Regions from separate parts of the Homo sapiens genome. Here region 1 is linked to region 2. Evidence: read pairs that join two places in POLR2A ChIA-PET (ENCODE). Cell type or tissue: endothelial cell of umbilical vein. All regions are shown on one strand.

Region 1 (5,000 bases), 880 kb after region 2:
GCATTCCCTGTCTAACTCTAAAGGTTGTACTGTGATTAAAAACTCAGAAAGAACTTTTATTATTCACATCAGAGATAAAAAGGTGGCTTTATGATACCCTCTGGGTAGGAGCTTACACAGTTGGGCCAATTAAATCATGTTGAGAGAGAGCAACTAAGCAAACGTGCCTATTTGATTTGCTTGATTTCCCATGTTTGCTGTGATCAGTGGCTTTCTCTTTTGTCTGTTCCTTGGATTCCTGATTTGGCTTTGCCTCTAGGCATTAGATGTTATCTTTGGAGGCATCCTTCTATGAGCATTCATTTTTGGACCAAGCCTGGATTTACAATTCTATTACTGGCCCAGACTTCATTTCTATCCAATTTCATTCCACTGTGCTATAGTTTACAACATATAATTTGACTTATAAATAATTCCTGACTATGGGTTTAAAGACTGAAAATGGATCAATAGAAACTTTGAAAATGTTAACATCTTGATTGCTTTTCTCAGTGTAGAAATGGACAATGTTTAGCTTAAAAACTGCATGTTTTTAATGAGATACGGGGTTGAAAGACTTATTCCTGGAATTTATTGTTCTGGAGAAAGCCTGTTGCTATCTGCCATACCTTGGTTTACTTTGTGCAAAATGAGCTTCTTTTTAAGTAATGAGCTCTTTCCATGTTCAGCTTAAATTGCTGTCTTAGACACTTCATCAGGGTTCCCTGCTCTGCCTCATTCCCCTTTTTGCTCACTTGCAGCCTTTGACATAATCCTGGGAGGCAATTGGCATCATACATATTTTGCTTTGTAATCTCCTGCTTTGATTCTGACTGGGTACCCAGTCTGCTCACTTTGCTTCTATCTTAAACAGGTTGACACATACCAGAAACTTAGTACTAAGTTATGTGTGTTGTAAGTTAATTGAGAGTCCTCTTCTTGATTAAAATATAGGTCTTTAGAACAGTGTTTTCCAAAATATTCCACAAAACAAATTTATGTACAGATGTCCCTGCCTTAATAATAGAGGGTTGATACATGGAAAGGACAGAAGTTTGGACATTTAACTTATCACGTTTGGTATAGATTGGGTGTTAGTTATAAGAGATTAAAGACATACTCAATTCTATAGTGTAAATGCTTCACTATATCATTAGGTTTTTGAGGTGAGCAAGGAAATGTTCACACTAAACAATTATGATTTAGGAAGGCTTAAATAGTTATTTTTTAGAACAGAATTTAAGTCACTTTTTTCCTTTTCTCATTATTCTGAAATAAAGTAATTATTGCTGAATAAAATAACTGACTGCACGTTATCTTAACAGATTAATTCTTTTAATCCTCACCTTAAAGTAAACTCAATTGATTCTGGTTAAATCTTCCTTTTTTTCATCTGAATTACAAGAAACCCAATGGTAATGTTTCTTGCAATATGTTTTATAAAAATTTTATTTGGAAAGTTTGAAAAATTTCTACACATAATTGAAAAGGATAAGTTGGGCACAGTGGTGCCTGCGTGTAGTCCCAGCTACTCAGGAAGCTGAGGCAAGGAGGATTGCTGGAGGCAAGGAAGTTGAGGACAGAGTGTGCTATGATCATGCCTGTGAATAGCCACTGCACTCCTGCCTGGACAATTTAGCAAGACTCTATCTTTTTTGAAAAGAAAGAAAGAAAGAAAGAGAAAGAAAGAAAAGAAAGAAAGAAAGAAAGAGAAAGAAAGAAGGAAGGAAGGAAGGAAAGAAAGAAAGAAAGAAATGGCATTAGGGATAACAGAATTTAATCAAAGTAGTAAAATGATCATTCTATGGGTATCAAACAAATAAATGAATATCGTATACTTCAAACAAGTGAGTTAAATAATTGATAGTCTGATATAAAGTCAGATTTAACAAGAGTTTCTACATGAAAAGTTCTATAAGTAGGTCTGAACTGATTAACTACTACTAAGAGAATTCTCTTTGTAACAGGCCAGCACCTACTGAAGCCTTTCTTTCTTTTAATACTGCAAACATGTTTGCTGTTTAAAATAGGGAAACCAGCTACCCATGAAATCATGCTGCCATTTTTTCCTCATTAGCCCTTTGGTCTGGTCTTCCTTGGAGAAGTTGATGTTCCTCAATAGATAGACTAACAGTGCAGTTGGAGAAGCAGAGTTTTACTCAATTAATTATATTTCTTTGCCCTTCCGTGGTTGGCTGATAACACTTGTTACTTAAGAGGAATGGTAGTTTCGCCTTAAGGTAGGAGTATCTCAGGAAATGCAGGAAACTAAGGCAACACAACTAATATTCCAGCTGTAATAACAAGTCCAAGGGTTCTACCTCTCAGGGAAAACTGTTGGCACGCTGCCTTCTTTACACTTGCAGCCCTTTCAGGCCTCAGGCAAGTGTTATTCTGAGGTGAAGGAGGCTGTTCAGGATGACGTAATTTCTCTGTCTGCCTTTCTCCATGTTGCTTTGAGCCAAGTCTATTGTGAGATAAAATGCCTGTTTCAGGCAGCAGCCATCTCTCCAAAGCTTTGTAGCAGAGTTAGCTTTATTTAATGTGCTGTTGGGAAGGATAGGGGGAAAAAAGAGACCTAGCTTCTTAATAAGAACTTGAAGTGCCATTCATTTAACAAATCTTATTGAATACATACTATGTAACTGGCCCTGTGACCCTTATGCTTTTAAAATTTATTAGGAAGGGAGACGTTGTGAGAGCCGGGAGGGGAACTTTTTCTTAGAGTGTATTGTTGTATTTGAGATTACTGTCTTTTGCCAGACTAGATAATTAAGAATAAAAAGCTATGTACACCTCTACCACTTCTTTCAGTCAGGTGAAAGTAATTTCTCTCTCCCTTCTTCAAATAGCTCTCATTGAAATTTGGCCTACTTTCCTCAATAGCAATTTTAGATATATAGTGAGAAAAGCCGATATGTGTGCTTTGGCCATTTTCCCCATGACTAATTTTTCTTGTTTTATAGTGCTATCACCCACTCAGAGAAAGTAATAGCACTATTCATTTTAAACAATTGCTTGATACATCTGGATTTAGTCAGGTGAAGATCCAAATCATGACAGCTCTTTGGATCCCAGTTGTCTAATATATCATAGAATCAGAGATCAGCTTCAGTGAGATGGAAACAGTACTCTCAGCTACAATAGTGGGCTATCAACATTTTAACTTTCTGTTTCAGTTTTCATTTCTCCTCCTGACTGTGATATTGGCTTAGGTATTCTATAATTCTGCTTCTGTCTTTGGTTACTTTTGCTCACATGTGAAAAACATAATTTAATTTGTGTGGAATTTATTTCAGCAAACTGTTATGTTAGTTAGCTAAGTAAAATTCCAACTTAACAAACTCTGAAGTTTCCAGAATCTTTCATTGTAACATGTTAAATGATAATGAATATACCCTCTGCTAATTAGACTTGGTAATAAACAAAGCAACTGTCCAGCCTTTTCTTGTTAATCAATCAGCAAATTAAAAAACCTCTTTAACCAATCTCACCACTTTGGGAGGCCGAGGCGGGTGGATCACGAGGTCAGGAGTTTGAGGCCAGCCTGGCCAACATGGCAAAACCCCGTCTCCACTAAAAATACAAAAATTAGCTGGGCGTGGTGGCAGGTGCCTGTAATCCCAGCTACTTGGGAGGCTGAGGCAGGAGAATCGCTTGAACCCGGGAGGTGTAGGTTGCAGTGAGCCCAGATCGTGCCACTGCACTGCAGCCTGGGCTACTGAGCCTCCATCTGGGGCCCGAGTGAGTGGGGTGTTGGGGGAGTCTTTCTCTCTTTTTTTTTTCGAGACGGAGTCTCGCTGTGTCGCCCAGGCTGGAGTGTGGTGGTGCAATCTCAGCTCACTGCAACCTCTGCCTCCCGGGTTCAAGCGATTCTCCTAAAAAAAAAAGAAGTCTCTTGAACCTAGTTAAAGCCCCTACTAGCACTTGGGGTGTCTTTGTAAGAATTAGCAAAAAGTGCTCCCTCTGCACAGAGCAAGTAAAACAAAGGCTTTATCCAAAGAGGCTGGAGTTCCTTTGGCTGGCTGAGTGGGAGGCGACCTAGGCCTTCCCTACACACTGGGCCTGGTGCTCCTGTGCAGGCCGCGACCTTCGTAACCATCATGGCAGCCCTGTGCCTGATACGGGAAGGCAGGAAGTAGAATTCTGTACCACTTCTGAGCCCTTCCCATCTTCACATTTCTGGAGGTTTTCTTATTTTTTTTTTTTTTTATTTAATGGCGTTAATCCACTTTGTCGGTAGTTATAAATGAGAAGGAAGGCCAGAGAATTACTATTTGATTTTAGGATAAACAAAGTGGAATAACCGTGGTGGCAGTTCAATGCAAGGTTTCCCTTCCAATATGCAATGTTAGGAAGCACATAGCAGACTTTTTCCTTAAAAAAACAAAAACCTGGATAGTAATCTAAAGAATCACTCAGAAGGATTTGTTCATTTTAAAGAATGTATTATAAAATGTTATTAAATGACTGATTCTATGGCCAATGTACACACACACATACACGTATAGAATAAAACTTCTCGGGTATGTGTTATTTATGATTATGTATTCATAATTATAACGAAGCTAAGTCACCATTATCTTTTCTGCTTTAAAGTATCAGAAGCTGCTACCTTGCCATGAAAAAGTATTACATGCTCCTCCAATTCCTTCCCCACCATATTTATCCAACAGGAAAGGAATGAATAATAAAACTTTGGGCTTTTTTTCCCTTCTTTTTTTTCCAGGTGATGTGTTCCACCTCACTGTCCCCAGTAAATTCACCTTCGAGGAGGCTGCAAAAGAGTGTGAAAACCAGGATGCCAGGCTGGCAACAGTGGGGGAACTCCAGGCGGCATGGAGGAACGGCTTTGACCAGTGCGATTACGGGTGGCTGTCGGATGCCAGCGTGCGCCACCCTGTGACTGTGGCCAGGGCCCAGTGTGGAGGTGGTCTACTTGGGGTGAGAACCCTGTATCGTTTTGAGAACCAGACAGGCTTCCCTCCCCCTGATAGCAGATTTGATGCCTACTGCTTTAA
Region 2 (5,000 bases):
CCACAAATTTGGTTCCTGACTTCCTGGAAACCAAAGCGATAATAAGAAATTCTGTTTCATGTATATAATTCATATTGCCCATAAGGAGAAAGCATACTAATTTCTGAAGCACAGAAAAAAATTTCTGGCACTTCAGTTTGAAAGAAATTTATCTTACAGGGTGTCATATAAGAAATACTGAGGAATATGATAAACAGTGTCCTCTATCATATTTCTTAGTAAATACAGATAGTGACGTTTGTAAAGACATTTCTTGTAAGCTATTGGCATCCACCACGGGTCACTTGTCAATGTGATTATGGTGGTGGTGGCTAGACACAGAGATAAATAAGATCTATATCCTGAACCAGAGAAACTCAGTTTCTAGTGGGAAAGAAGGATATGTTATGCAGAAAATGATAATACAGAGTGATAAGTACTGGGAGAGGAGAATTAATTAGCATGTTCTGGTCAATTTTATAAAGGTTTTTGTTTCTTTCCTTAATGATTCAAAAAAAAACAGCCTTATTTTTCTTGGCTGTATTTTATTTTAATAACATAAATTTCCAAGATAAGAGTAGGGGACTAGACTTGTGAGTCACTCTTAAGGTGGTAGCTCACAGTTTCTGATTCCTGTAACTGGAAAACATGAGGATGGTAGGCAGAGGCTACAGAAAAAACACAGGTTTTGGGTCACATATTCCTGGGCTTGAGATCCAGCTTTCATATTTATTGGCTGTGTAACCCTAGTCAAGTTCCTTCACATCTCTCAGCCATCTTTTGCATTAAAATAAGACAATAGAGGACAAGTGCAGTGGCTCATCCTGTAATCCCAGCTCTTTGGGAGGCCAAGGCGAGCAGATCACTTGAGCCCAGGAGTTCAAGACCAGCCCAGGACAACAGGATGAAACCCCATCTCTACAGAAAAATACAAAAATCAGCCAGGTCATATGGTTTGGCTGTGTGTCCCCACCCAAATCTCATCTTGAACTGTATCTCCCATAAATCCCTCATGTTGTGGGAGGGACCCAGTGGAAGATAATTGAATCATGGCAGTGGCTCCCTCATACTGTTCTCGTGGTAGTGAGTAAGTCTCACAAGTTCTGATGGTTTTGAAAGGGAAAACCTCTTTCACTTGGCTCTCCTCTTCTCTTGTCTGCTGCCATGTGAGATGTGACTTTCGCCTTTTGCCATGATTGTGAGGCCTCCCCAGCCATTTGGAACTGTGAGTCAATTAAACCTCTTTCTTTTGTAAATTGCCCAGTCTCGGGTATGTCTTTATCAGCAGTGTGAAAACAGGCTAATATAATGGGCGTGGTGGCATACGCCTGTAGTTCCAGCTACTCCGGAGGCTGAGGTGGGAGGATTGCTTGAACCTTGGAGGCAGAGGTTGCAGTGAGCCCAGATTGCACCACTGCACTCCAGCCTGGGTGACAGAGTGAGACCCTGGCTGAAAAACAAAACAAAACAAAACAGAGAGACAATAATACCTACCTCAATGATAATGAATGTGAAGAGTCTGACACTTCATCCGATCTCAAGTCCAATCATCTGAAAGCCTACTCTGGTTAAAATATAAATCTAAACTTCAATATTTTCCCAAAATTCAGCCTTCAACTTCCTTTTAGAAGAAAGAAGTGAACTTCCTTTGAAAGATGCAAATGAGTTTACATCCCTTGAATCTACATGTCTCCTCTAGTCAGTTCAAATCCAGCAGTGTTTCTCAAAGTGTGCTCTTCACATAACCTGTATAAAAATTCTCAGAGATGCTTGTTGGCACATTCTCTTAAGCTTCACTCTCTCTTAATGAATCAGAATGATTAGAGACAGTCAGAGAATCTGCATTCTAAACAAATTCTCCAGGAGATTTTTATGTGTATAGAAGTTTGAGAACCACTGCCTTAAACATTGAGAAATGGTAATATCTTAAATTGCAAAAGAAGAATCTTTATGGTCACCAGTTCATATGAAAATAGGAAAAAATTTTTTCATATTGTTTTAATATCAGTATTAAATATAAGATATAAAGGTATAAGTGGCAGAAGGATAAGCAGTTATTTAAAAAGTTGATTGAAAACATTTGAATTTTTAAAGAAATTAATCTGTCACATAGGCATGCCCTGAGGTCATTGTGCATAAGTACTCCTCATAAATAGATGTAATTAGGTTTACTTTTCTATAGCCACAATTTTAACCTTTCTCCTTTCTTTTTTTTTTTTTTTTTTTTTTTTGAGACGGAGTCTCGCTCTGTCGCCCAGGCTGGAGTGCAGTGGCGGGATCTCGGCTCACTGCAAGCTCCGCCTCCTGGGTTCACGCCATTCTCCTGCCTCAGCCTCCCAAGTAGCTGGGACTACAGGCGCCCGCCACTACGCCCGGCTAATTTTTTGTATTTTTAGTAGAGACGGGGTTTCACCGTTTTAGCCGGGATGGTCTCGATCTCCTGACCTCGTGATCCGCCCGCCTCGGCCTCCCAAAGTGCTGGGATTACAGGCGTGAGCCACCGCGCCCGGCCAACCTTTCTCCTTTCTTTCGTAAGTCTCCAGTGTCTATTAGGAACATGAAAATGAGTTGTTTTCCTTGGGACCATGTATAGTTTATTTATTTTTATTTTTTATTTTTTTGAGACAGGGTCTCACTTTGTCACCCAGGCTGGAGTGCAGTGGTGAAATCTTGGCTCACTGTAGCCTTGACCTCCCAGGTTCAAGCAATCCTTCTTCCTCAGCCCCTCCGGATAGCTGGGACTACAGGTGCATGCCACCACACCTGGCTAATATTTGTATTTTTTTGTAGAGATGGGATTTCACCATATTTCCCAGGTTGGTCTCGAACTCCTGGACTAAAGCCATGCACCCACCTTGGCCTCTCAAAGTGCTAGGATTACAGACGTGAGTGACCGCACCCAGCAGTTCATTCTTGCCATGTACACTGAGAGTTATACTTAGTTACTCAGTGAGAAGGCCTGCCCTTGGGAAGAGAAGTTTTAAGACTCGAGACTGCAGCAGAAGAAAAAAGTTATTGTATGTCTCAGTCACTCCACTTTCCCCAGACTTACAAACCAATTTCTCATCACCCTTATGTTTACTAACGTAGATACTTCAGATATGGATGCCTCATCCATGTCTGAGCTTTTCTTCTCTGCTACCCTACCACTTGACTGAATCTAATAAGTACAATACTGAATTATTTAGAAGAGTTCCAACACATCTCTCTAGGAAAACACACAGGAAAGAAGACAATATAACATTTATAAAGAGCTAAAGTAAAATATTTCCAACCTAGATTTCTATCCTAGAAAAAATGTCTTTCAAAATTGAAGGCAAAATAAAGATTTTTTCAGACCAACCAAATAGGAAAGAATTCATAGCCAGCAGTCTTGCTCTATGGGAAATGTTAAAGGAAGTTGTCTTTTTTTTCTACTAAAAAGAAAATGATACTAGATGAAAGTTTTAATCTCCACAGAGGAGTAAAAACCTGCAGAAGTGGTAACCATGCATGTATCCATGTATAAAAATATTTTGCTCTCATGTTTAATCTCATCAAATGGTTTGACTAAAGCAAAAATAATAATAATGTATTGCAGGGCTTATAACATATGTAAAGTTGAAATATATGCCAACAATAGCACAAAAGAGAAGAGGGAGGAAATGGAAGTACACTGCTGGAAGTTTCTCATAATACATATAAGTTGTTATAAATATTATTGGAAGGCAGACTGTGGTATGTTAAAGATGTATACTGTAAACTTAAAGCAACCACTAAAATAACACAACAAGGACTTGTGAGACAGATTTCTTAGGACACAAAATTGTGAACTATAAATAAAATGGGCTGGGCGTGGTGGCTCACGCCTGTAAAATGCACTTTGGGAGGCTGAGGTGGGTGGATCACCTGAGGTCAGGAGTTTGAGGCCAGCCTGACCAACATGATGAAACCCCATCTCTACTAAAAATACAAAAATTACCTGGGCGTTGTGGCGGGCGCCTGTAATCCCAGCTACTTGGGAGGCCGAGGCAGGAGAATCATTTGAACCTGGAAGGTGGAGGTTGCAGTCCTCCTTCCTCCACCGAAAGGATCGTGCCATTGCACTCCAGCCTGGGCAACAAGAGCAAAACTCTACATCAAAAATATAAATAAACATAAACAATAAATAAAATGGATAATTTAAACTTTATCAAAATCAAAATTTTTTCCCTTCGCAAGTTATGGTTTTGAAAATGGTGAGTAAGCCACAGACTGGAAGACAATGTTTTCTTTTTTTTTTTTTTTATTATACTTTAAGTTCTAGGGTACATGTGCACAACGTGCAGGTTTGTTACATATGTATACATGTGCCATGTTAGTGTGCTGCACTCGTTAACTTGTCATTTACATTAGGTATATCTCCTAATGCTATCCCTCCCCACTCCCCCACCCCATGACAGGCCCCAGTGTGTGATGTTCCCCACCCTGTGTCCAAGTGTTCTCATTGTTCAATTCCCACCTATTAGTGAGAACATGCAGTGTTTGGTTTTCTGTCCTTGCTATAATTTGCTCAGAATGATGGTTTCCAGCTTCATCCATGTCACTACAAAGGACATGAACTCATCGTTTTTTATGGCTACATAGTATTCCATGGTGTATATGTGCCACATATTCTTTTCTTTTTTATTAAGACAGAGTCTCACTCTCGCCCAGGCTGGAGTGCAGTGGTGCGATCTCGGCTCACTGCAAGCTCCGCCTCCCGGGTTCACACCATTCTCCTGCCTCAGCCTCCTGAGTTGCTGGGACTACAGGCGCCTGCCACCATGCCCGGCTAATTTTTTGTATTTTTAGTAGAGATGGGGTTTCACCATGTGAGCCAGGATGGTCTCGATCTCCTGACCTCATGATCCACCCACTCGGCCTCCCAAAGTGCTGGGATTACAGGCGTGAGCCACCGTGCCTGGCCTATGTGCCACATTTTCTTAATCCAGTCTATCATTGTTGGACATTTGGGTTGGTTCCAAGTCTTTGCTATTATGAATAGTGCTTCAATAAACACA

The links. ChIA-PET counts read pairs that join two places held together with the same protein. Peaks named below come from ENCODE experiments on the same cell type or tissue, not always from the same donor. Only the 100,000 strongest peaks of a DNase experiment are listed, where the experiment ranks them.
Region 1: POLR2A ChIA-PET joins it to region 2 with 5 read pairs; 1 of 35 experiments calls an interaction of 5 or more read pairs at or near these places.

Annotation. Positions count from the first base shown.
Region 1 is chr5:83,507,395-83,512,394 of GRCh38, forward strand. VCAN (versican) reads left to right here. Exons shown (of 15, transcript NM_004385.5): 6 at 4,709-5,000. Among named protein-coding and RNA genes, the nearest start is that of VCAN, 38 kb to the left of the region's middle. In endothelial cell of umbilical vein, no CTCF peak of the experiment used is centred here; a DNase peak (open chromatin) is centred at 2,307.
Region 2 is chr5:82,628,103-82,633,102 of GRCh38, forward strand. No RefSeq gene overlaps it. Among named protein-coding and RNA genes, the nearest start is that of MIR3977, 210 kb to the right of the region's middle. In endothelial cell of umbilical vein, no CTCF peak of the experiment used is centred here; a DNase peak (open chromatin) is centred at 499.